Linked DNA regions of Mus musculus: regions 1, 2 and 4 are each linked to region 3. A link is a loop called in an ENCODE intact Hi-C map of the cell type or tissue named here. Cell type or tissue: left cerebral cortex. All regions are shown on one strand. Region 1 overlaps Ctnna3 (catenin (cadherin associated protein), alpha 3). Region 2 overlaps Ctnna3 (catenin (cadherin associated protein), alpha 3). Region 3 overlaps Ctnna3 (catenin (cadherin associated protein), alpha 3). Region 4 overlaps Ctnna3 (catenin (cadherin associated protein), alpha 3).

Region 1 (8,000 bases), 93 kb after region 3:
CGAAGGGCCATGCTTGAGAAGTACCCTCAAGAACACACCACAGGCATCAGAGGCTTTGGAACCACAGGGATGAAGTCCCAAGGTGGGTGTTATGTTCTCTTAACGTGGGTGCCACTTATACAACTGAGGGAAATCTAGCTTCTCTCCTTTACTAAGAGGTCAGCACACATTCTGTATGTACACTATTAACCACACAGTAGCAATTTAATTAGGAGAATAGTTGACAGATATACCAAGGGTGTATTATAATGGGTCTCTTATTGTTCAATATTTCTACTGTTAAAATCCATATTCTCTCTCTCCTTGTATTTTTGTTTTAAATTGGTATTGGAAAAAATTCTTGTTTTGCCCTTATAACAAATCAATAATGAAGATGGACATAATGAACTAGCTCTTTGCTTTATAGTTTCCTCCTCCTCTTCCTGTTTGTTTTTGTTTGTTTGTTTGTTTGTTTGTTTGAGACAGAGTTTCTTTGTGTAGTCATACCTACTCTGAACCTAGCTCTGTAGACCAGGCTGGCTTCAACTTCACAGCCACCACCATCACACCTGCTGTTTTTCTTCTTAATAATATCAATACTCACTGACTTTTTATGTCATCCTTGCATAAGGACCACGCTGATCTTCTCCATAACATTCTACATTGTAGCTTATGTGGCTCCAAGGAGATATCTTGATAGATCCCCAGGAACCTTGCTTTGTATTAAAAATATTCCTTTATGTCACTTACTATTTCAAAGACTATTTTTTTGGTCTATCTATAAATTGGAGATGTCATGACAAGAATTAATGGTAATGTTTAGAAGATACCTAGCACAGAGTTCAACCACACTGGTACTTCAAGGAGTCATGCAGTTATTAACCAAGGCACCTTTTGTCACCAATAGTAGCAAGGAATGGTGGCTCCCAGTCTTCTCTTCTCATCCATTCCTCACTGGTCTGACAAGATAAATCTTTCTTCTCTTTCTCTGGTTTATTCCTTTTTCCTTAGTACCTTAGGATTTTCAGGTTTTTTGCAAGAATTCGACTTCAGGAAGCCTGTAATTCCTTTTTGATGATGGATCAGTTTTCCAAGTAGAGCATCTAGTGAACAATCACTGTCCTCTAGAACAGCAGTTTCCATCTTTTAGTATAGTTTCTACCTATCAGCAAAACAGTCTTGAAGATATACTACTATGTGTATATTTACATGTTACTATATTACTAAGACATTTATACTTTCAAAGAAACACATAAGGAATCTTTTGAATAAAACATGGCAGGCCTAAATAAAGTTCGATAGTTTTCTCCCATATCTTGTGTGACCCCTTACACCAACCCCACCACAGAGTACATTCTTCACACTATTCCCTGTGGAGCTTTAGTGTGGTTTGAAAATTAACTGTCTCATATGTCATTTGATACCAACTCACCTTCTGAAAGTGCATTCCTCAAATTCAGCTTTCTTTCCACAAAATGTTGATTATCTAATTTCTAGTTGTTTTGTTGGCCCCCTAACAAACTTGGCTATTTAGCCTTTGTGTGTATCTATCTGTCTGATGTATCTGGATAGCTTTTTAAAATATTCTCAGCTTCATGACAGACTACATAGATAGTTTTGTGTGGGTCTTGCATTAGGTAGAGAGGAGTTTCCTTACTTCTTTCACACTCTGAGGTCTGAGGCTGAAACAAATAACTCTTTACCCCAAATATCAGTCCACATCCCCATGATGGGAAAATGGATTCTGAGAAACCCCCAGAGAGAGTCCCCTTTGCCTCCTTTACCTCCTTCATCCTCAATTGCTTCAGAGAGAGGAGGGATATCTTCCCCAGCTTGCTTTGGAAGGGGAAGCCTGACAAAGAGCTGCCCAGAGCAGCTCAGCCTGCAAATGACAGTGCTGTCATCTGTGGAAGGGAGATGACTCCTCCTTATTCTTCTAGAGCTGAAGTTCTGTATTGTTCTCTAACTGTTAATAATGGAGATGTGGGAGCCAACCAACTATGCCAATGATTGGCAGGAGGAAGGAAGGGGAGGAGGAGGAGGAGGAATAGTGACTTCTGCCTTTCCCCTCCTACTTTAACACAGTTCCTTATTTATCATCAGAGCTTCAAAATCCTCCTGGTGAAAGGCCTGGATGCTCCTTTATTTTTCAACTAAGGGTAGGGTAAAAAGAGGAAACTTCCCGGCATTAGTATTTTTTTTCCAGTGTGATGAAGCATCTCCAACTAGAGCAACATGAATATTTTATTAACTAGATTGCTTGGTAGGAAAGTGTTCTTCCTGTGTTTGCATTTCTGTTTGTGCACATGCCTGTGTAGCCGCAAGGAAATGCATCTCTCTTTTCCCTCCATCTCTGGCTTTCATGGCCTGGCTTACTAAAAGTCTGCAGCTATCCTTGTCTGAGATATGATATGAGTTGTTGTGTAGGCACCTAAGATGAATAGAAAAATAAGCTATTGCTCAATGGTTACTATTGGTATCATATAATCTCTGTTACCCACAGATAAGCCTCCCCACTATCATTTACAGAGACCTCTTGGGCATGTTTGCATAGGAACAACACAATTCAAATATGGTCACCTGACCTGGTCCTAATGACCCCTTCCCTGAATATCAGGTAAGAATACTGCAGCTGAGGTACAGATTTCCTCCAGGTCATCATGTCCCTGCTTATTCTGGTTTCTTCACAAGTTTATGACCCTCAGGGCAAGGTTACTGGATGCCCCATGAGCTGAAGATTCCAAATAGCAAGCCAGATATTGATGCATATATTAGAGCAGTCTCCTTCTATTAGAAAGGTCTATCTATTTGTTCAAATAATTTGAGAATATCTTTTGTTTATGCAGAATACAACAAAGCATTATATTTGGGATCAGAAAATTTAAATAGTGTGCTTAATTTAGCACTGGTCATAATGTTACTAGATGGAGAACCATGATAAAGGCAGGTTCATTGTAGTCATAGTAACCATAGGGATTGTTGAACAGAGATACTATTACAAATGGGATGATGGCATATGTCTATCATTAGGTCTGGATCTTGCTACACAGGCACTACTCAAAACACACTTATGGTATCCTCAAGGATCTTAGAACCCAAAGAAGGAAGATCACAAAGAAAGTAGTGAATGCAGATATGGAAACATTATGTCATGGGGTGTGTCATAGGATATGTGCTTCTGAAGGGGATTGTGGGACCCAGAGTCATCCTTCCTTCTTCCTGTCAAGTGCCACCATATTTCCGAGCTTGTGTAAGATCCACCCTTATTTTGGATCTGAAATTAATGAAACCCTCTCAGTCTTTGAATAGCACTTTTGTCACAGAGAGGTAAAGAAACCTATCTCCTTACAAGTTTGATTACCTCATTTCTCACATATTAGTATGTCACATATTAATCTCAGGTATTTCATTAGAGTCACAAGAAGCTGAGTAGTTAACATTGGAAAAGCATGTCCAAACTTTACACATAAATGAAAAAGATTCACATTTCAGACAGAGGAGCCCAAATGGTAGTGCTATTGGAAAGATGGTGCCAGGAGAGTGACCACAGGAGAACTACCCATGGCTTCCTTTTCTTGAGAGATAGCCTACTTCCAAACAAAACAGCCTCCGTCTTCATTAGAGCAGTTGTGTGTGCTTGTGGGACTGGGCTTGTTGGCTACTTACATTTCCTCCTAGAAGAAGGGGTTTGGGGAAAGTTATTAGACTCTTACTTGAGATTCCAGCTTTCTTCCCAGCCTCATTTTCAGGCAGTCATGTCCTAATTACACATAGCTTTCTGGACTTGGAGAGAGGCTCTAGAGCAGTGTTTCTCAACCTATGGGTCATGGCCCCTTTTAGGGTGTTGAATGTCCTTTTCACATGGGTCACCTAAGGCCACCAGGAAACACAGATATTTACATTATAGTTCATAAGGGTAGCAACATTACAGTTATGAAGCAGCAATGACAATAATTGAATGGTTGGGGCTAGTTGTATTAAAGGGCTACTGCACCAGGAAGGTTGAGAAACACTGTTCTTGAGTACATAGGCTGGTGAAGGCTGAGGGAAGGGGGTTCCATATATTCAGCCATCATTCATGCTAGGTGAAGATGTTCCAATGTGGCTACTTTGTGACAACCCAGGCTCCTGTCAATAACCCCTCACCATGCTCTGTAAGTAAATCCAATAACCCATTGACTCCCCGGGGTGCACACGGGTAGAATTGTACTTTGGTTTGTGCTTGGAGCCTTATGTGGAGGGTATAGATCCCCCCCCCCACCCAGGGAAGGAGTTCTCAGAACATATCCATTGTGCAAAAGATTAGAAGAATGGATTGTGACAGGAGGGTAATTATGAAAGAGAAAATGACTTCCTTGCTCCATACTTAACAAACATCTATGAAACCATAAACCATTGTGAAGATTCAAGTTGACACTACTTGTGCTCTGGAAGCTGCCTGGGTACCATTTCACAGAGTACCTTAGCTTGGGGATACCATTCCTTACTTGCGTCTTCATTTCTTTCTTTCTTTTTGTTCTTCCATTGTGCTTTTTCTCCCCTCCTCTCCTTTCCTCTCCCTTCCCCTTTCCTTCCCTCCCAGTATGCTAGCTTTTCTAGGTAATGTGTTATCTCTGCCACGCTAGCTAGCATCCAGTCGGCATTTATTAATCATTTAATAAGTGATTGGCAATTCCTAGCCTCAGGAAATACAATAATGAGTAGCACAGTTCTGCATGGGAGGAACTCTGAGTCTAGAATAGGAGGGCAACTTTCACACCTATTATTTTAATATATGTCCCAAATTATTGAAACGGTAATGTGTACAGCATGCTGTAGAGAGGTAAAGAGAGAAGGTATAGGTTGCAGATATGTTTCCATTTTCTTAGTAATGACCTAGCTTTGAGGATTGGGCTGGCATGATAAAAATATCTGTCTGTATTAGTCAGAGAAGGATTGGCTTCTGTTCTCATGAGTCTGCCAAGCTCAAAAATCTATAAGGCAAGTTGGACAGGAATTTAGGCAAAAGCTGACATTATGGGCTTGAATCTGAAACGTGCAGGGAAGGCTGGGAGCTCAAGTCAGATTTTGATATTACTTTTGAGGCAGACATCCTTCTCCTCGGTGATTCCTGTTTTGTTCTTCAGGTCCACAACTTACTGGATAAGGCTCAGCCTCATTCACAAAGGTTCCCCCTTTCATCAAAGCTAACAAATTCTTTGTCATTTTTAAGACAGAATCTTTTAAATGGCTGATCTCAAACTTGCTATGTGGCTAAGGCTGACTTTGAACCCCTGATTCTTCCATGTCTCATTCCCAAACTCTGAGATGATAGGTGTATACCACCATGCTCAGCTAGCCAATGGGTTAATCCTATCCATGAAATACTTGCATGACAGTGTCTCCTAAGAATGTGATCAGGCAACTGAGCACCCTAGCCAAGCTGACACAGGAGGCTAATGATCCAGCTACCTGTTTGTAGCTTTCCCCTCCACATCTCCACAAAATCTTTGTGTCTATGTCCACAAAGAATGGAGGTACACAGTGAAAGCCTCTGTGATAAAGCTTTGTGTCAAACATAATCAAGTGAGTGACAACTGCACAATGGAACTCCACCCGAGAGATGATGTTCTGGTTTTAGACATAAATGCTTTATTGTCCATGTTAAAACAGAGGACATCAAATGAAAATCTCTTCAAGAATATCTAGGTATTTTGTTTTCCCCCATCAAGGTGAGAAGTGGGCTTTGATTTAACAGTCTTGCAAGAACAATGTGGATGTGGGGGATGGAGGATGCTTCAGTCAGTGGTAGGCAAAACATTTTTTTTTTCTGCCTTTCTAGACCAAAGTTAGAGGAGAGACTAAGAATGTATAATGGTTACAACTGGCAGATACATTTGGGTAACCCCTCTAGAAGAGCAACTCAGAGCTCAACTCTACTTCTCTGGTTCTGGCTAGAATGAGGATAATAAACACAAAAACAACAACCAGGTCCAGATCCAAGGAATGGCTCTTGTCATGAGTCTATGAACTAGAGCACCCTGTGTTACAACACATCCTGATGGACTCTCCTCCACTTAGTACCAAAACCTGCTCAGTACAATATGTGTGCTTGAATATCCACACCAAAGATTAGCAGTATACAAGCTCTAGATAAATGTTTCTTCACCACTGTTCTGGGTGTAACATACAACAGATCAAAAGCTGCAAAGGCAGGCAACTCACACCAACACTAGCATCCAGGGTAGACCTGGATGGTCCAAGGATGGAGTGGGATGCCATTTGGGGGTTTAAGAGAGTGAAATAAATTCTTTGCAGATTCTTCCTTCTGGAATCAATACTTCAAATCATCACTGTGGATTTGAAAATCCACACAGGCTAACACAACATTTGGTCATGGATTGGGGTGAATTGTGAATGAATAAACAGGGTATGTTCTGCCTGTGTATTTATTTATTGTACTAGAGAAAAGGTGAACTGAATGTGTTATGAGCCCATTTATGGTTACCCAGTGATTTATTGTTTTTCAAGGTGCCAGGTATTTAGTTTAGCTATAGTTGGGTTATGAGATGAATAATCCAATTAAATGAGAAAATAGCAAGTTTAAAAAAATCCTCAGAGTGAAGTTTGATATTCACTAACATGTAGTCATTTTGAGCATAGCATGTATTGTTGACTACTTAAGACAGAAAACTTTCTGGACAGATTTGTTTTTTGAATTTTCATATATAGCTGATGTTCATAAGGGATTTATGATTTCTACAATTTTAGTAAAATTATGTTTAATTTTACATTCTCTGGATTATTACTGTCAGAAAATAACTAGAAATATTGGTCACAGCAATCATTTGATAAAGCCAAGAAATATACACAATATATATTTTATGGCCAACATATATAATATATTATAAATTATAGCTTTAATAGCTGCCTCAAAGCAAAATATGGAAGCATGCTATTGAACGTTAAGTGTGATATTTTATATTTTTCTAGTAAATACCACTACTATACTGTATTTTTTTCTCATTAAGACACAAGTTTTTTTCATAATAAATTATGTATATTCATGTATCTGTATGTGCATGTGTGTGCTTATAAGGGCAGTGCCTATATAAGCCTAAGAGGATATTAGATTTCCAGGAAATGGAAGTACAGGTGGTTGTGAACATGGCTACTGGATGGAGCTCAGGTTGTCTACAAGAGTCATCTTTTTCTAAACCCCTTTCTTCAGCCTGAAAAAAAAAACATATCTGTTAGGGGATAAGAATGATACAACCTATTTTACTGATTTCTTTTTGATACTTGAACATTTTGAAATAGGATATATGGGCCTCCACTTGTACCTGTGATGCAGGACTGCTAAGCAACTCAGCCAACATCTTGGAGGAAGTATTGACCTTTCAGTGTGCCACAGTTATTCTGAGAGACACACAGCACTTTTAACTTCCTGGACTAGGGGTGAGCTGGTGGGAGGCAGACTACATATCACTTCTCTCTTCCCTTCTACCTCCTTCTGCAAGTAAGCAGTCTTCATTTCTTCTTGAATGTACGAAAATGTAAATTCAGGATAATTATGTAGGTGGACCTGGAAGAGTAGAAATAAGGTATAAGTAAATTATTGAAATTAGCCCTCAGGAATCATTCCATGAGAGGGGACATTTGAGCTGGATCTATATGAAGATGAATAGGACTCCTCCAGGTGGACTGGCTGTGTGGGGGAAGAGTTTTACTAGGAAAAGACATAAAGGCATAAGAAACAGGTTGTGCTCACAGTATTTCAAAACATCCTCATGACTAAAACACTAGGTGGGAGGGAGGAAGTGGAGAGAAAAACTGAAATATCAGAACAGAGCGGGTCTTGCATGTCTTCTTCCAAAGAACATGGATGTTCTCCTTGACCTGAAGAGACACCCAGAGGGAAGACATCATTGAAGAAGTTTGAAGCGGGTAAGTGAACATGACTTTGGTTATTGGGGGAAAAATGTATATGATTCAAGAACTCTGACTTTCCAATCTTAGCATGATAACTACTTGGAAAGCTT
Region 2 (8,000 bases), 130 kb after region 3:
TTGATCAAGGGTTCCCCTGGCGCTGCCTTCCACAGCTCAGAGCTACACTAATGCAGGTGTTTCTGTGCCTGTCAAATGAATACAGAAAGATCCGCAGTGCATTTGCTTCATGTTGCTACCACTGAAGCATTGCTTCTGTGTAATGCCTTCCTGTCTACTGCTCCCCGTCCAATTTAAGCTGTAAGTAATGGTGCAGCATTTCTTCTTCCTCAGGGAAACCCTTACAAAGTTTAATTTACTGTTTCCTAACTACTTACAGTAGTATCAGTAGTTAATGTTTGAGAATTTTAATAGTGGCAATTTCTGCTGATCTACATTTGGCCCTCTGAGATGAAGATTTTAATATTTCCACTGGGTTCTTTTCATACATAACAACTTTATTTTCTAGGACTGTAGAATGAGACTAAAGTTTGATATTTCCTTTGGCTATAATCTTCTCCTTTGTGCTTATGGGTTTGAAAACCTGAAGATGTCTTGCATCTTTCAAAACAAAGCCCGTGGCTGGCACAAACTTACTTGAGTTTTACAGGTCTAGTTTGCAGGGAGGCAGAGTGCTCTGAGAACTTTGGTGAATAGATAGTTATGTAGAAGCTCAGAGAGTTAGGTAATATCTCTATATCTCAGATTCTATATCTATTTGAAAATCAATTATAAAGGATTCACATTCATTTTCTTATTTTTAGATATTTTCTTTGTTTACATTTCAAATGTTATTCCTTTCCTTGTTTCCCCTTGGAGGCCTCATATCTTATCCTCCCACCCCTGCTCACGAACCCACCCATTCCTGCTTCCCTGTCCTGGCATTCCCCTATACTTGGGGCATTGAGCCTTCATAGGACCAAGAGCCTCTCCTCTCATTGATGTCCAACAAGGCTATCCTATGCTACATATGTGACTGGAGCCATGGGTCCCTCTATGTATACTCTTTGGTTGGTGGTTTATTCCCTGGGAGCTCTGGGGTACAGGTTGGTTCATATTGTTGTTTCTCATATGGTGCTGCAAACCAATTCAGCTCCTTGGGTCCTTTCTCTAGCTCCTCCATTGGTGACCCTGTGCTCAGTCCAATGGTTGGCTGTGAGCATCCACTTCTGTATTTGTCAGGCACTGGCAAAGCCTCTCAGGAGACAGCTATATTAGGTTCTTGTCAGCAAGCACTTGTTGGCATCCACAATAGTACCTGGGTTTGGTAACTGTATATAAGATGGATCACCAGGTAGGGCAGTCTCTAAATGGCCTTTCTTTCAGTCTCTGCTTCAAATTTTGTCTCTGTTTCTCCTTCTATGGGTATTTTGATCTCTTTTCTAAGAAGGTCTGTAGTATCCACACTTTGGTCTTCCTTCTTCCTGAACCTCATGTGGTCTGAGTTGCATCTTGTGTATTCTAAGCTTCTGCATTAATATCCACTTAGCAGTGAGTGTGTGCTCCTTTGTGAGTGGATTACATCACTCGGGATGATATTTTCCAGTTCCATCCATTTGCCTAAGAATTTCATAAATTCATTGTTTTAATAGCTGAGTAGTACTCCATTGTGTAAATATATCATATTTTTCTGTATCCATTCTTCTGTTGAGAGACAACTGGGTTCTTTCCGGCTTCTGGCTATTATAAATAAGGCTGCTATTATTACATGTGGAGCATGTGTCCTTATGACAAGTTGGAGCATCTTCTGGGTGTATGCCCAGGAGTGGTATAGCTGGGTCCTCAGGTAGTACTATGCCCAATTTTCTGAGAAACTGCCAAACTGATTTCCAGAGTGTTTGTACCAGCTTGCAGTCCCACTAGCAATGGAGGGGTGTTCCTCTTTCTCCATATCCTGGCCAGCATCTGCTGTCACCAGAGTTTTTGATCTTAGCCATTCTGACTGGTATGAGGTGGAATCTCAGGGTTGTTTTGATTTGCATTTCCCTGATGATTAAGGATGTTGAATATTTCTTTAGGTGCTTCTCAGCCATTCAGTATTCCTCAGTTGAGAATTCTTTGTTTAGCTCTGTATCCCATTTTTAATAGGGTTATTTGGTTCTCTGGAGTTCTTTGCATATATTGGTTATTAGCCCTCTATCAGATGTAGGATTGGTAAAGTTATTTTCCCAATCTGTTGGTTGCCATTTTGTGCTATTGACAGTGTCCTTTGCCTTAAAGAAGCTTTGCAATTTATAGGTCCCATCTATGAAATTCTTGAACTTAGAGCATAAGCTATTGGTGTTCTGTTCAGGAAAATTTCCCTTGTGCCCATGTGCTTGAGGCTCTTCTCCACTTTCTTTTCTATTAGTTTCAGTGTATCTGGTTTTATGTGGAGGTCCTTGATCCACTTGGACTTGAGCTTTGTAGGAGATAAGAATGGATCAAATTACATTCTTCTACATGCTAACCTCCAGTTGAACCAGCACCATTTGATGAAAATGCCATCTTTGTTCCACTGGATGGGTTTAGCTCCTTTATCAAAGATCAAGTGACCATAGGTGTGTGGGTTTATTTCTGGGTCTTCAATTCTATTCCATTGATCTACCTGTCTGTCACTGTACCAATACCATGCAGTTTTTTATTACAATTGCTCTGAAGTATAACTTGAGGCGATTTAGAAAGACCAATTTCCAAATTCATCTGGAATAACAAAAAAAAAAAAAAAACCAGGATAGTGAAAACTATTCTCCACAATATAAGAACTTCTGGTGGAATCACCATCCCATTTTCTTACTTTATGTAATATATTTATTCTTTTCTTTGAAAATTTCATATATGCATATGATGTATTTTGATTATATCTACCACATACCTCCTTGCTTCCAACTTTCCCTGGACAGATCAATATGTTCCTTCCCAAACTTCATGTCCTTTCTAAAAATTAAACAATATCAAACAACCAAAAAAAAAAAAAACCAACAAAAACAAAAACAAAAACCTTATCGTTGCTGATTGGCACATGTTGAACCATTCACACTGGACCACTGGAGCACAAGCAAACACCCATGACCTTTACCACCAAAGATAAATGTTTCTCCTTTCCTGTAATGTGCATTATATTGGTTAACTGTCTTGCATTAGAACTCACTGAGAAACTGCGTTGTCAGACCCAAACCTGTTTGTTTCAAAGTGTTCCCCTAGGCCCCTTGGATGGGGACCAGCTGTTCCCATGCCCTTGAAAGAGAAAAGAAAGCAGAAAAGAAAGACCAAGAGCAATTAGAGTGTGTCCTTAAGAACATATAAAAAATAAACGATTTCTATCAGAGGTTGCTATTGCTTAGCCCTCCATATAAAAATTACCTACAGTAAAAAATAGAAGCCAGAAATTCAGCCTTAGGAGGCTCATCCCATGGACAGAAACTGTGATCATGAGCTCCAGCTGCCTGCTTCAGCTTTCCCTGTTTGTGTCTATTGGACATTCCATGAACATGATTTGATAATACTAACTCCCCAATCTGCCTACAACTCTATCAGGGACTCTAGCTGACTCTATCTATCTATCTACCTTTCTATCTATCTATCTATCTATCTATCTATCTATCTATCTATCTATCTATCTATGTGTGTGTCATATATTTATATTATATTTTATATATAAATATATCTTTATATAACATAATATACATAACATACTATATATTATTTTAATATATAGTGTTATATATATACATACCTATCCATCCTATCTATCTATCTATCTTCCATCCATCATCTATCTACCTATAATCTGTGCCCTGATATTTGTTCCTTTACCTTAGTTTGTTGTATGCTTAATAAGATCACTCAAAGACAGAGTGTGGGTAGAGTAGATTGTCCATACAAAACGGCCCCCAGTGGGTACCATTTCCAGTAACTCCTCAGCTGCATGTGGGGCCTTGTGAGACACTCCTACATCCGTGTCAACTACTCACTCACATGCGATAAAGTAATGGCTTCCACTTGAGAAGACAATCCTGAGGTGCAGAAAGCAACCAGATGCAGCGGTTTGGGTCTGGGTTTCATGACTCAAGTGTTTTAATCGTTCCTTCATCTTGCTTTTCTCTTTGCTGCTTATGTAATTACTCCCCCTCTCTTATTATTGGAAGTATTTTCACTTAGAGATGTTGAAAGTGAAAATTACATGGAAATTCTTAGTGAAATTCACTGAGGAATGAGGGACTTTAGGACAGGCTTGCTAAGCCTGCCTAGTGAGGTTCTCTCCCACGCTCAGGCTCCAGACTTCCAGACCTTTCCCAGTATATTCCCCTGTGGCTCCATTTTCAGCCAAAAAGCCTACATATTTACTGTCCACTGAGCTGTAAAAAGTAACATTTCTTTATTTTAATTATGGTGTTTAGTTCCTCTACATATATGTTATATAACTCCCACATAGAATGACTCAAGAGATTGTCTTGGAGGCCACTGGGTGAGTTCCAGACTAGCTCCTACACAGAAAAGGAAAACAGGACCCCTTAGAGCCTATACATAGTTACCGAGTTTCCCAACCACAATGAGAAATGAGTCATTCTGGAGCAATTTGGATCAGCCACCCAAAAGGCAGATATACACTTTAAAAATTAACCGGAACAGACTTCAATGAGAAAACTCTTGCCTGCACAAGGCTGTGTCACTCAGCTGTGAAGGACCCAGCACCCCCCACTGCTGGATGTAGGTTGCTGGGCCCTTGTGCTGGAACGCTGCTGTGGCACTGTGGAGAAAATTGCCATTTTTCCCTGTGATCAAACACCCAACAATAAATTCCATTAAAATCCAAGAGCCCTGAAAAGGCTTTTTCAGGAGAAATCAAAACAAACCAGAAAAAGACCTTGTAGACAAGAAAAGAAAAAAAAAATCAATTTTAGGTTAAAATCAGTCTGAGGGGAGTAGGAGAAGAGGAAATCTTTTAAGAAACCCCTGGGGTGCCTCCTCTGACTATTGGCAAACATTTGGTATTATTTAAAATGTAGGGTTGCCTGCCAGAGTGAAAGGTTCAGTGTTTTGCACCCCTATTAAGTCTTTTAGCAGTGAAATGCTAAAACTTCTGGCACTATAAGAGCCTGAGCTGACTGAGGAGGGGAAATCAACCATTTTCCTTAAGTCAAGGCACCGATAATATTTGTTCTGTCTTATTGATGTTGGTTTCTCCCCTTTAGTATGATTTGCTATGTAAATTCATTTGCAGTCCAAGCATTCTCATAGTCTTCTTTGGTAAGCATTGGTAAAGGCATGTTGGAGATCATTTCTAGACTACACTCTCCTGTTTATACAGCAATAATTAGTTTTCAGTTTGGATGCCCAGGCCTCTCCCATGACATTATCAGAATGCAGAGTTTCAGAAGTTAGAGTGACATGAGTTGAGGCCATTACCTAAAGCACCTATTGCAGAAGCAGTCACCGTCATGTGCATTTTTTTCTGAAAGCCTCTTGTTTGGGAAGCAGCTGCATATTTCTTTTTTCCTCTGAAATAATAGAGAAAGGGATAGTTCTTCCTGAAAATGCTCCATGACATGCAGAAGACCTAACATCTGGTACATCCTTTTGTAATGTACCTTCAAGTCCTTTCTTCCAGCCATGTGCCAACTGTTGCTTGAGGGATGCTACATGATGTCCACACATTGACCAGATAGATATCTGCTGCATGTCATGTAGGTAGCATATAAGGCTACACAGGACCCATCCCCAAGAGAACTGCTTATAAAGACGATGGGTGAGAATGAACCTCTTTCCACACTGTGCTCTCTCCCTCGTTAGTCCCCTCTCAGCAATCTCCTATCCTGTCAACTACCTAGCTGCTTTTCTTTGTTGCCAAGAATTTTCTTGTCTTTGACTCAGTCCACATGAGAAGTTCTCTAGGAATGTGCCCACTCTTTCCCTTTCGCAACAGGTCAGGTTAAGTCCTAGGTGTCCAAGACTCTATTTCCAGTAACATATAACATTGTGTGTCACAGTCACCACACATAAAACCATGGCTCAGTAGGTCACTCAAAGGATTCTGATGTATTCCTACCTTACCAACAGACAAAACAAAAGTCCCTATGCTGGCCCACAATTTGCCACTTTCTCTCTACCGCTCTGACGTCATATAGTACTGTTTCTTTTCTATCTCAGAAACATTGCAGATGGCTTTCTTCTGATCTAAGTCTCTCTTTCCCCAAATATTGACCCAGCATCACCTGGAATATCTTCAAGTTCTCTCAGCTGGTCTTAGTGATGTCTTCTTTGATCTTTTTGCATAACACTCTCTTCCCAACCTCTTAAAAAAACTCTGGCATCCTAACTCTGTACTTCATGGTGCTTGCAGGTATCTAGCAAAAACACATACTCATGCATGTAGAGATAGAGTTCTTCATTGTACACTGTGAAATGCAGTCTGCAAATACATTTGTCTGGTCCCCTTCCTGTACTTTAGCTTAGGCACCTGGTCAACACTTGCTGAATTGTGTGCTGTGGTATCTAATATTTGGAGAGAACAGAGACAGTGCCTTGCTTACTTTTTATTACTAGCTCTTCTTCTGTTATATAGTTAGGGCATTTAATAGCTTTTTGAGCTGGGCAGTGGTGCTGCACAGCTTTAATCCCAGCACTTGGGAGGCAGAGGCAGGCAGGTTTCTGAGTTTGAGACCAGCTTGGTCTACAGAGTGAGCTCCAGGATAGCCAGGGCTACACAGAGAAACTGTCTCAAAACAAACAAAGCTTATTGATTTACTCAAATTATTGGAAGAATCAGTTTCTGGATTTAGGGAAAATGTCCAAGAATCATCTTTTAATTTTCATTCAGAAAGTTGCTGAAGATAGCCATGGTCATTGATCAGTAAAAAGGTAGGGAAGGGCATGCCAGTCTATGTTAGTAAATAAGCTGTGTTTCATGTATGGGCAAATAGTTACAAATGGATGTGCACTGTCCTGTGGATACTGGGAATTGAACCCAAGCTTTCTGCAAGAGTAATAGCTGGTCTTAACCTCTGAGCTAGCTCTTCAGCCACATGAATACTCTTGATAAGAGAGAAATATACTCTTTAGAAGGAATAGTTTTTATACAAGACATACACCAAAAACAAGAGTAGCAAATTATATGCACTGATAGTCCATCAATTTAAGAAAGAATCTAAAATATTAAAGCTATATACTGTCAGGCAAGGCACAAATCCTGAAAACTTCTGAGAAAGCAGAGATGATCTTCCAGATTACTTTTTATGTCTTTGCCTCCTCATGTTCTCTCTCCTCATTCCCAATTAGGGTTCTTCTCTACACAACCCAAAGGTAGGGGCCTTACATATATTTTCCATTTGTCAATTTCTACTAGCAAGTGTTTCTAGCTGTGCTTTGGTGCTATGCAGCTGTTGTGATGTGCCTCCAAGGAAACACTGGGAAGTCTGGCAAAATCCTCAGAGGATGCTCAGTGAGGTAAGTGGAGAACATAGAAGAAAGATTGGGAGATTGCACAGAAGACAACCGACATTCTTATTTTAATACATCCCCATATGTCGTCCCCCACTGTTTGACCCAATTGGTCTAAGAACATAAATAATCATAAGAGACAGGGTTAAACATAGTCTGTTGTACCTGTCCTTAGTTCTGGAAACCACATATTGCTTTCTAAGAAGGCAGAAATCTCAGTTCCTGTTCACAATTCTTAGTGTTGTCATGACTTGGACATGGTTCGGATGAGAGATGCTGAGGCAGAATGGCAATAGGGATAGACATAGTTCCCTCTGAAGTATTGTGTTTCTGTTTTTAGTTCTGTGGATGAGACTAGGGTTTGGATACAGCTAATCTCATACTTTACTACTGACACACACACACACACACACACACACACACACACGCATATTTGTGATATATATAGAAATGATATAATGCTGTATAAATAGAAGAGTGTACTTTAAAGAAGGTCTCAAATATGCCTTTACTGCCTTTGCACACACACACACACACACACACACACACACACACACACATACATATATTATATAAATACATATTAGTGTGATATATACATGCATATATAGGCATAGTGATATATATATATGTTTATACACATACATATACATACACACACA
Region 3 (8,000 bases):
AATTTCCTTTAAAAATGGATTTTCTTTCTCTCCCTTTCCCCTCTAAATATTTTGATAGATATAATATTGCCTACACTGGCAACCTCTGTTCTTCCTAGTTATTATCTATCTATCTATCTATCTATCTATCTATCTATCTATCTATCATCTATCGTCTGTCTATGTATGTATGTATGTATGTATGTATGTATCTATCTATCTATCTATCTATCTATCTATCTATCTGTCTATCTACAGATTACAGAATATCTATACTTGTTTGAGATAACTTTTGAGAGCCAATGTTCCATATATTCAGTTGCAGCAAAGACTCCACCATTCACCAAGTTTCTTGGCTTGGTCATCTTACAAGGCATCTGTGATGATTCTTCTTCCCTGGTTTATCATCCATCTTGTTGAGTATTATTTTCTAGGGTTTCTGCTACCTGACATGCCTACATGAGTTTCAGCTGTCATTGGCTTAACCCAGCATGCCTTCCTTCCAGGGGAAAGCATTTGCCTCAATGCCTTGTCATTCTGGACTTCTTGTGTACTTCCCTTTCTCTCTCTCTTCCTCCCTTCTCTCTTGCATTCTAGCTCTTTCTCTTCCTCTCCCCAATTCTGCATTCTTTCTTCTTTCCCAACAAGAGCTATTCTTTAAGGCATATTTGATTGTCTGCCTTCCCGACTTAGAATTCCTTTGACAGAGTTTCATGTAGCTCAGGCTGGAACTCTAAAAGAAGCCAAAGATGGCCTGCAATTTCGGATCCTGAAATTACAGGTCTGTACCAACACACATAATTTATGCAACGCTGTGGCTTGAACCTAGGGCTTAATGTATGCTAGCAAGCACTCTACCAGCCTAACACTCACTCTAGCCACACTTATAATCTATCAGATGTTACTTTATTTTTGAATCTTTTACTTTTCTCCAGTCAAGGAGTATGAGCTTTCTAGGGGTTGGAGTCACATTGTCTTAATTTTAAAAAATCTCCATGTCCTTTACAGTGCCTTGACTGTATTAAAATGTAATTCATTTATGCTGAAAGATCTTTGGGCTCTAGAACAATTTACTAAATTAACGGACTAATTGCATGTGAATTTTCTTCTCCATGAAGTTATTGTTGTGTCCTGTCTGAAACAGTTCATGGTACTGATGTATTGAAGTGGTATTTGAGAGTTAAAGTTTGCTAACTCTGGTGGAATCCAGGCGCCTGACAAGCATGTCTTACATCAGAGATTTTCAATTGTTTCACAAACTGAGTAGACACCTGTTATCGCCAAATAAGATACCAGAATGCTTTTAGTGATAATGAATAGGAGAAAGAAAAGCCTCTTGTGTGTTTCATTAGACAAGATACCAAAGACACCGCTGACAGGATAAAAATGCAGCAACTGGAGAGTGACTGCCACAGAGAAATCTGTCTTCGATTAAGAATTTAAACGTAGGTGTTACATGAGCAAGGGTCTTGGAAGATGAGAAAATCAAATACTGGAGATCTCTGAGCATGCTGCACTTGCAAACGCCATGGGCTTTCTTTTGTGCTCATTAAGCATACAGAATTGTCTTCACATTTATGTTCCTTCAGCAGATATCTATAAAGACTAAGCAATGAACAATTATCATAATGCATCCTCAGAACCTATTAATTAAAAAAATATGTCCAAAATAAGTGTTGCTGTGGTTTCATCAGAACAGTGACAAAAATCAGAAACGTTACTTAATGTTCAAGAGAAAGTGTGCACCCAGGATTGAAACCCTCACTCTCACAGGTCAGTGAGTTTCTGGCAGGAATTTGCATTCATTCCATTGCGATTTCTGGTAAATGATCTTTCTGTATTTATTTAATGTGCATTTGTGTTTGTGTTTATGTGCAGACATGCTGCTGTGCATTTATGGAGAATGATTTTGGGGAATCAGTTAACTCTCTTTCCACCGTGTGGTTCTCTGGTATTCCAATCAGCTGTCAGCACTGGTGACAAGCCCCTTTCCCGAGTGGGCCATACTGCTGGAACTGCGGTGGCTCTTTTAATTGATTATTTAGCAATAAGGAAACAAATCTTTTTCCTCTTTCTGAGAGAAAGAAAAGGATGAACAAGAAGACTGGTGGCAAAGCTGGATTTCTGCAGCTCTTTCATAAATGGCTGACAGTTTTCAGAGCATTCAGTGATCCAGAGTAGTCATTACTTTAAATGTATTCATTTATGTGCTCCTCATCACACGAAGTAGAGACTGAATGTGCACATTAGGAAATGGGGGTCTAAGTTAAGGCGTTACTATGCTAGGGTTGTAAGTGTGACTGTCTAGTTCTAGTTTATGGATTCCAGACATTATAGCATGTTGTCTCTTGCTCTACCTCATTCAATGAATTACAACTTAACCTTATTACTATAATATGATATACACTTATATTCTGTATCTACAAAATGAGTTCACTATCATCACTCTGCAGCCCTCAAGATTTAGATCTTGTTATAGGAAATATTTACAAATAACCTGTGCACTAAATTCACTGTGTTCAGCACAAGTTTAGATACACAAATACTCTGGGTTCATTTGCCTTATCGTCTTTGGAGATTTGCTCCATTGAGCTTAATTGATTCGATTTGTTTCACCAAGAAGGAAATGCTCAGTTTTCAGCATGTGATGGATGGATGGTCAGTGTGACAACACTGAGAAAGGGGAAACCAGCTTGGTACTGAGACATCAAACCCAATCGACTCAGCGAGACAGAGATAGTCCATGCTCCGAATTCAGCTCAAGAGGCTGTAACCTAAGTGGAACTGGTGTAGCCTCTGAGAACACTCAGCGATGACACCCAAGCTCCTCAGAGGCTTTGCTCACATGGCACTCGAAGGACATTTGCCATTTTGCTTAGTGCTAGAGAGAATTAAGATGAAACTTATACACATTTCCCAACACGCCCTGTAAATTCCAGTGAATCTTGGCAGAAAATGCTATAGATAAGTAGAGGGCAGTTGATTATTCCTATGAGGTAAGACAGCTAGTGGATATGAATCCTGAGATGCTACACATATTCCACACCACCCAGGATAATGATTCTTCTTTTTTAAAAAAATGTACTTGTATGTATGTGTGTGTGTGTGTGTGTGTGTGCGTGCTCATGTGCATATATGTGCTACAGCATGAACATGGAGTTCAGAAGCCGATTTCCTGATTTGGTTCTCTCTTTTTCCACCTTTGTCTCAGGTCATTAATAAGGCTTCTATGACATATCTGTTTGACCTCTGGGTATATCAGTGGGGCCTTTGCTAGATTGCTAGTTGATGTAGAATGGTCTGATTCCACTAGGTATCATCTCTAAGTAGATGGAGTAGGCTGCATAAGAAAGATACCTGACTGTGATCCAGCAGGTATGCCAGTAAGCAGTGTCTCCCCATGGTCTCTGCTTCAAGCTCCCGCCTTTACTTATTTCTGTGAAGGATTGCAACCTGTGAGCTGAAATAAGTCCTTTCTTGCCTCAGCTCCCTTTGTTTGTGGTGTTTATTACAGTGACAGAAAGGCAGCCTGGGACAGACTCTTACTTCTTTTCTCTCTTAGCCAGTCAAAAGATGAAGGGGGCAACTGTTCTGGTTTCTTCTTTGCTATTTAGACAGTCCTGCCTTTGTGACTATTTTGCATGACCCCGCCCCCAAATCTGAAGTACCCTGAGGAAAGTACTCAGGCATCTTTGCAGTGGGGTGTCTCACAGTACTGACTGCCTTCTGCAGGCCATTTATGTCCAGATTGTGTTGTACAGCAACACGAAGCAGCGCCCGCATTGAATGTCGTGGCATTGCTTTCTGTGGTCCTGCACCAGCCACTTGAAAATAAGCACTCCACTGTTGTTTCTGCTCCTGTTCATCCAAGTTCCAGTGGAGGTGCACATCCCAAGGAAACTGAATCTTCATCCTGAGCCGTGTCCTCTGCCAAATGCTGAGGATTCTGAGATGAAATGAAACGGGAAAGGAATCTGATGAGATTAATAGTCTAGTCGGAGAGTACTCATTTTTTACGAGAGTGACAATCAGGACGGACACAAAATTCTAAAGGAGCTTGTGAGGAAGCGCCACATAAGCAGGAAGCCAATTGTTTCAGGATCGAGTAGCTCAGACAACAATAATAGAGATTTGAAATAATCACCATGCAGTGGATGCTAACATCCTTGCTGTTCCCAAAGGCATTCATTGGTTACATAAATCTTTATTTAGAGGAAGAATTGGAGTAATTTAAGCAACAAACTGTCATGCTCCAGGTTCTGGTTGGAGGTATTTTTGGTGTGTGAATGAGCAAGAGTCCATAAATTCAGCTAGAAACTTCTAACAAGAGGGGAGGCGAGACTGAAAGCCTGCAACAAGTCAATGGATGGGGAATCTAGGGGTGAGAGATGTTTCAGAAACATTATCAAAGGGAATGCAGGGCCAGATTGGGTGTGGGAGTTAGAGAAAGCAGTGATCTCAGATGCCTTCAGCATGCTAGCTGGATGGAAGGTGTTATTTTCCAGGGAGGTAGAGGATGCAGGGGAGGAGTGGCTTTAGGGATGTGGGGGACGGAACGGTTTGGCAGAGAGAGACCACAGAGACAGAACACCTCCATTCTGTATTTGTACACCCAAGTGTTGGAGAGCTGTAATTTAAACTCCTGTTTAAAATAGAATCTATGCCATTGACAAAGGAGAATTTCATGATTAGAAATACATCTATTATTCTGTTAAAAGAGAATTATGAAGCAAAAATAATCATAATTATAGAAACATGCATGGAAAGGATTTGGCAAAAGTCAGAAGTTCTTCTGAGTAAGATGTAAATTAAATAAGAATAAATGAACTTCCTGGGGCCTAGCAGCAAACCCAAAACATGTAACCTGAAGATATACTGGGCATTTTAGTAGAATACACACAGCATGGGAACTGTCTTTGCCATCTTTCTGCATTATTTAGCACTTTGAGTGAGTCACCTAAGCAAATGTAATAAGCAAAGAAAAAGATCAAAAGAAAGAAGAGAATCATAGTCATTACTTGTGGGTTATTTGATTGTAAGTCTAAGAAATTTAGAAGAACAAAAGTACTTTGTGAAGAGCCAAGTCATAGGAAACATATGTTAAAAGATGAACCTGGTAGCAGGATAAACCTGGTCGCACGATCTATCTATCTATCTATCTATCTATCTATCCTTCTTACCTAGAGTGTTTCAATAAATGGGCATAAATGTATACCTTAAGTTTGTATGAAATAAAATAAATAACTGGGCATGAATATCATGTTCCCAGATGGGAAGACATAGCATTCTGATGCTGTCATTCCTTGGTAAATGAATACATCAGTTTTAATGCAATGTTAACCTAAGTCCATGCTTTGGAAGAGCCCACACCTGTGCCATTGTGCACATTCACACCACGCAATGCGCTTATTATAAACTTCATGTAGGAGACCGAGAGTTTCTAACTGATGCCAGAAACACTTCTAAGATCACAGTGTTTTTGGAAGTGTAAACAACAAAAAATTTCACAGTGGTGCAGGCAATCAAATATCACCTGTCTTCCAAAACAAGTGTCTCTAGCACCACGTCCATCTTGTACAAGATAATTTGTTTTCAAAAGGAGTGTTTTCTATTATTTTGCATGCATGTATTAAAAACACAGTTCACAGGGCTAGGGAGAGGATCCATCAATTAAGAACATGGACTGCTCTTACAGAGAACCCGAGTTTATCTTATAGCATCCTTGTTAGACAGCTTACAAACTGCAACTCTAGCTCCAGGTTATCTGATCCCCTTTTCTGGCCTCAGCAAGCACCTGAATTCACCTAGACATAATCACACACAGACATGTTATTTTAAAATTAAAACATTTAACACATACATAAATATAATATGTAATCAAAATAAATTAAATCTATTAAATGCCCACTGTTGATATTTATACTGATTTCCCCCATAGTTTCAAGTAAGTCATGAGAAAATAATTTATTTTAAATATTTGGCTATAAATAGTTACGTAATCTTATACTGCAAAAAAAATTCGGCCAATATAGCCAATATCAGGAGTGCTTAGGAAGTCTTTCTTCATCTATTCAAGGTACCCTGTACTTGTTATATTTGTTTGAATGGCTGCTGTTCTCTTGAGACGAATTCTGGCCATGTTTCCCAGGTTAGCCTCACACCTGCAATCCTCCTGTCTCAGTCTTCTGAGTGCCGGGATTACAGGCAGACGGTGGCACACTTGGCTTTGCTAACCCAGTATTAGAAAGTGACTCCTTGTCTTGAGCAAACATGTATCTTATATAATTCACATTCCACTGGGGGACAGCCAATAAATATATCGTATGTGGCTAAAATGAATACATATCTAAAATTGCATCTCAGCACTAAGTGCTGTGAAGAAAATAACATGGGTAATTACAGCCATGCAGGAAAGCTGTGTCAGTACTGTGGGCTGGGAAGACTTACCTGGAATGAGGACATTTGAGCTTTCTGTGATAGACAGGACTGGACAAGGCAATCATTCAGAGGAAACATTTTCAGATGCAGACCACAGATGGACCAAATGTCCTAGGAGAAGGTTCTTAGTGTATTTTAAGGACATTAAGAAAGAGTCATGGTGGAGACTAGGGTATTGGGGTGATGATCATGGCAGTATAATAGGTAATGTAGAGGATGTAAGACTATATACGACTTGCTACGGGTTTTTCGTGTTAAGCACAACAAGAAAACACTGGGCTCTGTTCCACAGTGAATGTCTAATATGACTTAATTACCTTGATGACTTCATAGAGACTTGGTTTTGCAGGAAGAGGGTCAATGGAAAGTAAGAGGACCAGGAGAAGCCATAGCAAAGTGGCAATCCAGGGGTAGGAGGACCTTGCACGTGTGAAAGTGAGTTTAGATGGGGGCAATCACGAAGAACGACACCTGAGCTGTTTTGGAGGTAGAAACAGTACAATCTGGTGACATCTAGACTGTTGGCTGCACATAGTACAAACACTTAGCATGATCTACAGGGCTGGACAAGAGCAGCTCAGATATATAGAAAGGCCTGAGGAAATTATAGCTAGATATTTTTTTCCTCTTTTCTGGTGGGTGGGTGAAGTCAAGAGTCCCTTTTGTCATGATTACCTGTTGGGAGGACCCAGGAAACAGAAACTTGCCTTTCCAACAGCCACTTAGATGTCAACTGCCTCTTAACACTAGCACTTCCATTCACTAGCAGCATATTGTCACCCCTCAATAAGAGGCCCATTGGTCTTGCAAACTTTCTATGCCTCAGTACAGGGCCAAGAAGTGGGAGTGGGTGGGTAGGGGAGTCAGAGGGGGGAGGGTATGGGGCACTTTTGGGATAGCATTGGAAATGTAAATGAAGAAAATACCTAATAAAATAAATAATAAATAAATAAATAAATAAAAGTCCCTTGGGTATGTGGTCTCTTTATCCATAAATATTGCTCTCTTCTAAGTAGTTCCAATGTGTTCTCTCTCTCTCCCTCTCTCCCCCCATTTCTCTCTTTCTCTTTCCCTCCCTCCCTTCTTTTCTTCCTTCTTTTTCTGTCTTCTTTTTTTCTTCTCTCTCCCTCCCTCCCTCTCTCCCTCCTTTCCTTCCTTCTTTTTCTGTCTGTCTTCTTTTTTCTTCTCTCTCTCCCTCCCTCCCTCCTTTCCTTCCTTCTTTTTCTGTCTGTCTTCTTTTTTTCTTCTTCTTCTCTCTCTCCCTCCCTCTCTTTCTCTCTCTTTCTTTCTCTCTTTCTTTCTTTCTTCCTCCCTTCTTTCTTTTCTTCCTTCCTTTCTTCCTTCCTTATTTCCTTCCTTCCTTCCTTCCTCCTTCCCTCCCTCCCTCCCTCCCTCCCTCCCTCCCTCCCTTCCTCCCTCCCTCCCTTTCTTCCTTCCTTCTTTCTGATTTTAAAATAAATTTATAGACATGTAGTTTACATAAGATAAACCACACACATTTAAAGTATTCAACTTGACTAGCTCTGGCATAAACAAACTCAAGGGATTAAAAACAAAACAAAATGATAGAAATGATGAATATT
Region 4 (8,000 bases), 130 kb before region 3:
TTTTTTTAAATCCACCATGACCTTTCCCTTGCAATTTATAGCTACCTTGATGTTTTTGCATTTTACAGTAAACTAATAAAGACCCCACACATCAAAGTGTATTAAACCATAAAAACAGGCAGAGTAGAGCCCATTAAAGTATATGTAGAATTTTACATTTTTACGACTCAATCCTATCTATAAACAACATAGAAGTGAGTGCATGGAGCCTTTTAATGGCTGAAGGAGGTGGAGTGGATGCCAGGCTAGGAAGCACCCATGACTAGCAGGTTAACACTTCATTAGCAAATCACTGATTCATGAGCAAATTCATGAGCAAATCACTGGAAATCATGAACCAAAGAGAATGGAAGGAGGGTAACCTGGGTTACGATGCCTCATTTGAATGGGTCAGGAGTTACTGTAGGGAAGTCCTATAAAGCAGAACGGGTGTAAGATATGGATCTATAGGGTATGGATCTTTTAGCATCATCATATACCAAATAACAGGCTTGGTGGAAGACAAAAACCCTTCATAACACATCTCCTGCCATATCACCCATTTTTAAGTCTTCTAGTTAACTCCCAAGGCACAGAAGTTGCTTTGACTTCCAAGGACCATAAGGCAGACAAACTCAAACAAAATAGTCATGCTCTGTCCTTTACATCTCTGTGCAAGTCGGTCAAAATCCTTCCCTAAGTTGATGGCGACCTTGAAGAGCATCATTTATGTTATCGCCCGTTAGAGAGTAGCCTGTCACTTCTACCAGTCTCCAAGGCTACTGCATCTGTCCAACAGCACATGGTCTACCCTGGTTCCTTTAATGCTCTTTCTGACATTCTGATTACTTGCGTTCAAGGAGAGATAATTGTGAGAGAGATCAATAATACCAGCAAGGAAAACTGTAAGCCACAAAACTCCACAGGATGCTAACATTGAGCTCCTGTGTGCTCGATACCCACTGTCCGATGGGTCTCTCCACATCATCAATAAGCTGTAGCCACAAGGATGCTGAGTAAGGATTTACATTTAAATGAAGCCTTATGATTTTTGATGGAAGATGGATACTGGAGATAATCTTCAACAAACTACCTTTGCTGAATGTGTGTAGTCTTTGCTTTACATCTGATACCACACACCCCCAAAAAACAAAACAAACCCCATTTTTATCCCCAAGAAAACAAAACTCTGCTATTGATGCTTCTAATTGATGGAATACAGTTGATACCTTTACTGCTTGTCCTGAGTTAGTTAATTGGGTAGGCAAAGAGTTTTTGTATTTGCAAGACTGGCAATTCAATTGTATCATCTCTCTCTCTCTCTCTCTCTCTCTCTCTCTCTCTCTCTCTCCACTGAAAATCAGAAAACACTATAGAGATATTTAGCAGGTTTTAGAGCAAAGATAGAAGGATCAGTTGGCCTTTCATTTCCTTTATGCTGTAATATTTAATGTAAACACACTTTCTATTGGGTAATTGGTGCTTTCTTCCATCTGTGGAATGATGTATACGCTGTAAACAAGTTTTGTGTATGTAATGTCAGAATAGTGGTCTCTTTTGCAAAGGGAATTCCAATTTATGTATGAGCAGCAGGTAAAGATAAAGCATCTTTTAGGAAGGACGACCGCCCCCCACCAACAATAGTAAGAGAATGCAGAGATTTGTCAGGAAATGTTTAATTCCTACTTCAGAACCTGCTGGGAAGGACAGGACAGAAGAAGGTTCTCTGGTCTCTCCTGAGATGGGCCATGTTGGTTCCAGATTCCCTGCTTTTAGACAGTGGTCCTAATATAGGTAAACTATGACGGTCTTCTGTTGTGACCTAGAGATCCCTATCTTTTTTATGTTCCTGGGTCGCTCCTCACAAGATTTGGAGAGCTCACTCAGGAACATTTATTTCCCCTGTCACCCTTGCAAGTGAAGCCAACAAAAAATTTCTTTAAAACCCTGGGGTCTTCTCTCTGCTCTCTCGATGTGTTCCGGGAACCCAAACAGCAAAGAGACAGTTTCCACATTAGTTAACCATATACTCGGTGAGATGGGAAGTGGGGTTGTGGTCTTTCTCTGATTAATTATTTGCTTTAACGATGAAAGGAATTAAAGAAGTAAAAGGAATAAGAGGAATCTCTTGTTCTTTATGCCTCTTTTTGACAGCCCCCTGGTTGCCAGTGTTCACAGTTACTAGTGAAGGTAAACTGGTTCTGGCGATGTGCATTCCAAGGTTGTAAGGGATGGAAGCCTTGATGTGAGCCACATGGTGGCAACAGGTGCTAAGCTTGCAGAACACATATGGTCCATTCCAGTGCTGCTCGGAAGCAGGGCCATCTTGCCATGGAAGCTTATTTGTCAGTACAAAGTCAACAGAGTCAGTCATGCTCAGGAGAGGAAGGCAAGCCGAACCAACAAGGAAAGCCTCTGGCTGATAAGGTACAGATCAACATTTTATTTAGATTGATAAGTTTTTGCTTCAGTGTTCTCTGGTTGGTACTGCTATATTTATCATATATATGCTATATACCATATCCACATATATGTGATTACTAATAAAATCTTGTGGGTTTTTTTTCCTTCCTCAAGATGGATATGAGAAAACCCAAGATGAAGGATGTTAATCTTTGTGGGAGTCAAAAGTTCTAGACTCCCTGATGCAAAATGATTCTTTTCTTTGACCTGTACCAAACACAGAGCGGAAGCAAGCCCAGTAGAGCATCTCACTAAGTGCTATTTTTAAACACACACACACACACACACACACACACACACACACACACACACACACACACGTGTGGAAGGACCACTTTATAAAAAAGCAAAGCTTTTCACACTCAGTCATTATTGCAAACTAATCTAATGCGTGGGTGTCTTCAAATTTTGGAAAGCCAAGAAATGTACCTGAGTTGACTTAGCAAGTGTCAGAGAGAATTGAATTGCATCTTTATTTCTAGGGCTGTCACTCACTGCTGTGATATTTTTCCCACATGTGAGACACCATTAACTTTTAGTTTCTTTTTGTGGTATTTTTACAACAGTCTATCCACTAACTCCAAGTCACCAATGACTTTGGAGGCTGAGTAAAAATCAGGTCCAGTTCATTTGACTACTGTGGCTGAGGACATTGCGACTTCTCCTTGTGTGTCTAGGGTGATGGCATTTGATTGGCTTTGAAGAGCCGTTTACCACACAGTATTTAATACCCACGCATTCTGTTTCTCTTACAAGGTTTGTTATTCAATTTTGCTGATAGTATTTTTCCTGCATATGGTTTGTCCCAAATGCCCTTTGGTTTTTTGTTTGTTTGTTTGTTTTGTTTTGTTTTGTTTTTTAATACACATGTAAAAGAGTATGAAGATAGTAAGGTACCAGGGGTTGGTTTGCTACAGATCTAGATCCCAATTAGAACCCTGGGCTGGGGAAAAACAAACAAACAATTTGACTTTTGAATTTTTCATATTTCATGGCTCAACTCTCATTCGCTGTGTTTAGGACTCATTCTGTCTCCAGCTTGATGGGCTAACACTGTTATCTGATGCTAGTCCAAATCCACACTTAAAATAAGCAATTCGTGTTCTCATATTGGTAAACGACAAAGGAAGAGATGCTCAGCGCACCTACAGCATCCTGACATCCCTTGCCAAGGCTACGCATGTGATGCTGCCTTCCCCTTCCCCAGAGGGAGAGCGTAATTTCATTATCCATGAATCAGCGCCTCTTAGACTGTACCACCCTTGTCAGAGAGGCTAATAGCACCACTGTTTAGCTAGCAGCAGAGGAGGAAGGAGGGGGAAAGCCCGGGGGCGAAGCACAGGTCACTGACATGGTCGACAAACTGGAGAACAGTTCTGACACTGCAGGGGAGGCCTCCCTCCTATGGATAGCTTTCCCATAACTACTGACAAGCAAGAGTTGGTCCGATTCCCTCAATAGCAATGCAGGGATCTGGTTCCCCGAGCCTGTTACACTCTATTTCAGAATCCTGACCACAAAAAAATAGTAGCACTTTTAACGAAAACATTACAGATGACTTGGGCTAATATCGTTGAGTACAAATACTTCAAGTGTTTCTTATCTATTTTTACTGCGTTAGGGCTTGCTCTGTGTCTTTGGGTATTTATTTCTCTAGCTCTCAATACCAATGTAATGGCTTTTCTTTCTGGTACCACTGAGAAATATGAATATACATTCATATATTTGATAATGTGGATGATAATTATACCTCATAACAAAGTTAACAATCAGTATGATGCACAGAGAAACCTATGCTGCCAATAAGTTCACAAAAGACAAAAACCAAGACGCTAAAAATGTGCGAACAGCTGTAGTTACTTGGACTAGCCACTAGAGGACAGTGCTACTCTATAGAAAGCATCATTGCCAGTCTCTGCTTATATAGTTGAAGCACCAAACCAAGTTTAAAAAGAAAAACAAACAAACATACAAACAAATGGTTAATAATCTTTGGAAAGATGTCATGTCAACATCCTTGGAAGGTACAAAGTCACTTAAAATGATTATATGCTGCATAACATTGCTTAAAATTCTCTGGCACTGAGCACGCCTGCTTCAGCACAGTGTGTACCGGGGTTAATAAATAAAGGAGAAACAAACACAAAACACAAATCACAAACGTTCAGTCCAAAAGAATGGACTCCACTTCCTCTCTGTTTTGAGAAAGCATTTAAAGGCAGAGAGACTCCTGCAGCCATGGGTCTCCACGGAACATTTCAACAGGTCAGAAAGCTCCCTTAACTGAGGGAAACCGACCAGTTCATGTAAATTTGCAATTAAAAAGGAATAGCCAAGGATTCTTCTCCAATACGCAGTGCATTTTAAATGCTTATATATAAAAAGTAGAAGCATGGCATACAGTCTACAAGTGCCATGGGCAGATACAAGGACAGTCATTTCTGATCAGGAGGACACTTACCACCTGGCTTTTCTGGGCGACACAATAGTGCAGAAACAACTCTCGCCTTAGGTTGCACAAATTGGTTGCACAAATTGGTTCTCGGGGCATTCTGACAGCTGGAGAAGAGCCCTTAACTAAGGAAAAACACGTGTTGCCAATCCCCCCCACCCCCCTGCAGTTTCATGCCCAGAATCAAAAAGTGTTTTATTATTCTAAGGCATTTGTCTGGCGTCTTATCCTTCAGTAAATCTCTAAGGCATTGAAAATGAGCAGCCTTCAAAATGTTGGTCATTCATTCAATCTTACATCAGTTTAACACACCAAGTGGTGCTGAGCCTAACAAATACTTTTCAATAGAGCAAACAGGTTTTATACATTCCAATGGCATACTTGGAAAATATGCATATATATATTCCAAGTATGTGTATGTGTGGAATTTGTTCCCATGATACATAAGGCAGAGGATCAAGTAAAAGAAGAGAAAGGGGCCTTTTCCACTTCAACAGTGCATTTAATTATTACAGTCATCTTCATAGTACAGATAATAATGAGGCTGACCAAAGGAAAAAATTTAGATGGAATATGTATTTACTGACAGTCTAGAAAAAGAAAAAGTAAAATTACAATTTCACTGAAGAGCATCTCAGTGGGTTTGGCCACCCAGCCCCTGACACCGTAAGATGTGTCTGCATTACTGATCCACTGGGGCTCTGTGGCCATTTGGCATTAATAAATGTATACTCGATGGTTAGTCATGGGTAAACATATTGCACTTGTGATACTTTCCTGAGCTACTGCCTGGCCTCATCAAAGCACCTTAATGGCGAGTCCCCTCGAAATGCTGCTCTTCTTTATGCTTAGAAGTATGACTTTAAGAATCTGGATCCCCTGCTATCATTCTACTTCACACTGACTTGTCTAGATCTTTCCCTTTCAGCCTTTGGAAGACCTCCATCCTCTACATACATTAAAAAAATGCTAGTAAGAAATAGCCATTCACTTTTTCATGGCTTTTATTATTATTATTTTTGCAGCGACTGTTCTGAAAGACTAGGGATGGGGTCAAAGATGGGAGGCCTGGACGGTCAGAAAGCTGAACCGTCCTTAATGCAGAAAGCAAAATCATTACGGTCCGCGTGCACACCGAAAGTGCTCATCTGAGAGGACAAAACAAAACGGGGTGGCAAAAAATAAATATATTTCTCTGAAACCCCATAAATACAGAGGGCGTGATACCCGAGCTGCAGTCGACAGACTTTCACCAACGACATAAAAAACATGCATGCAGCGTGCAGGCTGCCAGGCCAGTTCTGTACAGAATTGTACTGACGGATGAGTTACAATACAGATGAACACGGAGACACAGCGATGTCAACAACAGCAAAGCAAAGACAAGCTGTCACAGTCAGTCTCCCCCCCACCCCACCACCCCCCCTTTCCATGCTCCATGTACCAAGGTGTTACCAGGAGCATCCTTTGAAAGGAGAACGTTGGGGAAGCATGTGTGTGTTCAGATAGCTGAATGAAGTGTCAGTGCTTAGGGGTCTGGTTTGTGTGGAACACATCACAGGACGCACAGGACAGTCTCACAAGCCCTGAACAGGACGTCACAGGGCTCAGGATTCTATGAACTGCACTGGGGTCTTGGGAAAGAAGCGGCAAAGAGATAAATCCTGGTAAAGTTCCAGCTTGCAGAGAGTACTTAGCAAACCTCATCTCTGAAAACTCCCTCCCTTCCAGCGGACTAGCTGCTTCCTCGGAGGAGGGATGTGTTTATTTCCTGACTTGGTTGTGTAATGAATCAACATGTTTAGGGAACACACAGGCAGAGGGAAACCTACGGTGACCCCTTTTAGTTTTATTCCACAGCCACACGGGGGAGGGGGGGGGGATCTGAGCTGAAACTGCAAGGCTCAAACTTTGTGCTCTCAGGGTCTCCTTGTGTTTGGCAGCCATCTGCTTTTGGCATCTTAACCCTTTGACACCCGTCCGTCCCTGTGCTTGGCTGGTTGTGATTTCTGAAGCCCTAGAAACTGCTCAGGGATCTGCTGTAACCCACCACCCTCTGTGGAGAGTTTTCCCGGATTTTCTTTGATAAGGCAGGCATTGTTTCTCACTCTCTACTGTGTGCCTGAAGCCAGTCATCTCCTCAAATGCATTCAACCCTCCAAGGTCCTGGGATCACTCCCTCCACCCCCCCACTCCCAGATTTGCTAAAGCGCACACCACCTTAAGCTGGAGCTCTGAGACTCCCAGATGAAGAAGAAGAGCCAGTGTGAGCATCGTGGGGGGGTGGGGGGGTGGGGAGGGGGAAAACAAGTTTTTTTTTTTTTTTAAATCTGGAAACAAATGTTATGTTAATGAGATCCATAAAGAGTCTTAGACACTAGGCATGGTGTTAAACCGGAGTTCTAGCTCCGCATTGATTGTGGTATTTAAACTTCAATGGGTTGATTATTTATGAGAGGAAAAATGACCAGTATTATGAACACACTCCGAGGGACAGGGAAGGCCCTTGCCAGCATAGTGAGAGGGAGGGGGAGGGGAGGGCACCGTGTTCCCTTGACAGACAGCGGAGTTCAATAAAGCACCCCCTTATTTCCCAGCCGTTAAGAGCGCGCTGTGTTTTTCTTTTTTTTCTTCCTTCCTTCCTTTATTATTATTATTTTTTAATCGCAATGGTTCATACCTCACATTCCCTGGAGCCTGATTTGCTATAGGTGCAGGGTCCCGTTCCGTTCAGCAGCATCTCGCTGGTCTCCGTGTTGGTGGGTTTATAATCTACATAAAATTCCTGGGTGCCTGGAGTCATCTGCTTGAGCGATTGCCGTTTCTTCTTCCGGTGCCTTCGCATGAGGGAGCGCTGCTGCAGCTGCTTCATGCTCGCGGGGTACCGCTTCCAGGACACGTACATCACCAGGAGGATGACCAGCACCGACAGGAAAAGGGCCACGCTGCCCGCGATGATCTTATGGAAGGAGATGTGCTCCGTGTCCACATCTGTCTCTGGGCTGGGCTCGGTAGCTCCCACCGTGGGGGGCAGAGGAGGCTTGCTCTCGTGCTTCGGCCTGGGGAGCTTGGGCTTAAATGTGGGCTTGGGGAGGGCCCTGGCCAG

What was found. A loop is a pair of places that touch in the nucleus more often than their neighbours do. Peaks named below come from ENCODE experiments on the same cell type or tissue, not always from the same donor. Only the 100,000 strongest peaks of a DNase experiment are listed, where the experiment ranks them.
Region 1: it touches region 3 in a loop (3-fold over the local background); 2 of 42 quality-filtered maps call a loop at or near these places.
Region 2: a loop joins it to region 3, with 3 times the contacts of the local background. A loop is called at or near these places in 2 of 42 quality-filtered maps.
Region 4: it touches region 3 in a loop (2.4-fold over the local background); 2 of 42 quality-filtered maps call a loop at or near these places.

What each region holds. Positions count from the first base shown.
Region 1 is chr10:64,304,074-64,312,073 of GRCm38, forward strand. The region is part of intron 9 of Ctnna3 (catenin (cadherin associated protein), alpha 3); the gene reads left to right. Among named protein-coding and RNA genes, the nearest start is that of Lrrtm3, 220 kb to the left of the region's middle. In left cerebral cortex, no CTCF peak of the experiment used is centred here; DNase peaks (open chromatin) are centred at 1,912, 4,963, 7,775 and 7,983; H3K27ac peaks cover 239 bases.
Region 2 is chr10:64,338,716-64,346,715 of GRCm38, forward strand. All of the region lies in intron 9 of Ctnna3 (catenin (cadherin associated protein), alpha 3), which reads left to right. Among named protein-coding and RNA genes, the nearest start is that of Lrrtm3, 250 kb to the left of the region's middle. In left cerebral cortex, no CTCF peak of the experiment used is centred here; a DNase peak (open chromatin) is centred at 4,356; H3K27ac peaks cover 897 bases.
Region 3 is chr10:64,211,427-64,219,426 of GRCm38, forward strand. All of the region lies in intron 7 of Ctnna3 (catenin (cadherin associated protein), alpha 3), which reads left to right. Among named protein-coding and RNA genes, the nearest start is that of Lrrtm3, 130 kb to the left of the region's middle. In left cerebral cortex, no CTCF peak of the experiment used is centred here; DNase peaks (open chromatin) are centred at 4,392 and 4,873; H3K27ac peaks cover 1,247 bases.
Region 4 is chr10:64,080,274-64,088,273 of GRCm38, forward strand. All of the region lies in intron 7 of Ctnna3 (catenin (cadherin associated protein), alpha 3), which reads left to right. It overlaps Lrrtm3 (leucine rich repeat transmembrane neuronal 3), which reads right to left. Exons shown (of 3, transcript NM_178678.4): 2 at 7,575-8,000. Among named protein-coding and RNA genes, the nearest start is that of Lrrtm3, 6.0 kb to the right of the region's middle. In left cerebral cortex, a CTCF peak has its summit at 4,306 (motif pointing right); DNase peaks (open chromatin) are centred at 3,764, 4,335, 4,812, 5,150 and 6 more places; H3K4me3 peaks cover 5,005 bases; H3K27ac peaks cover 4,030 bases.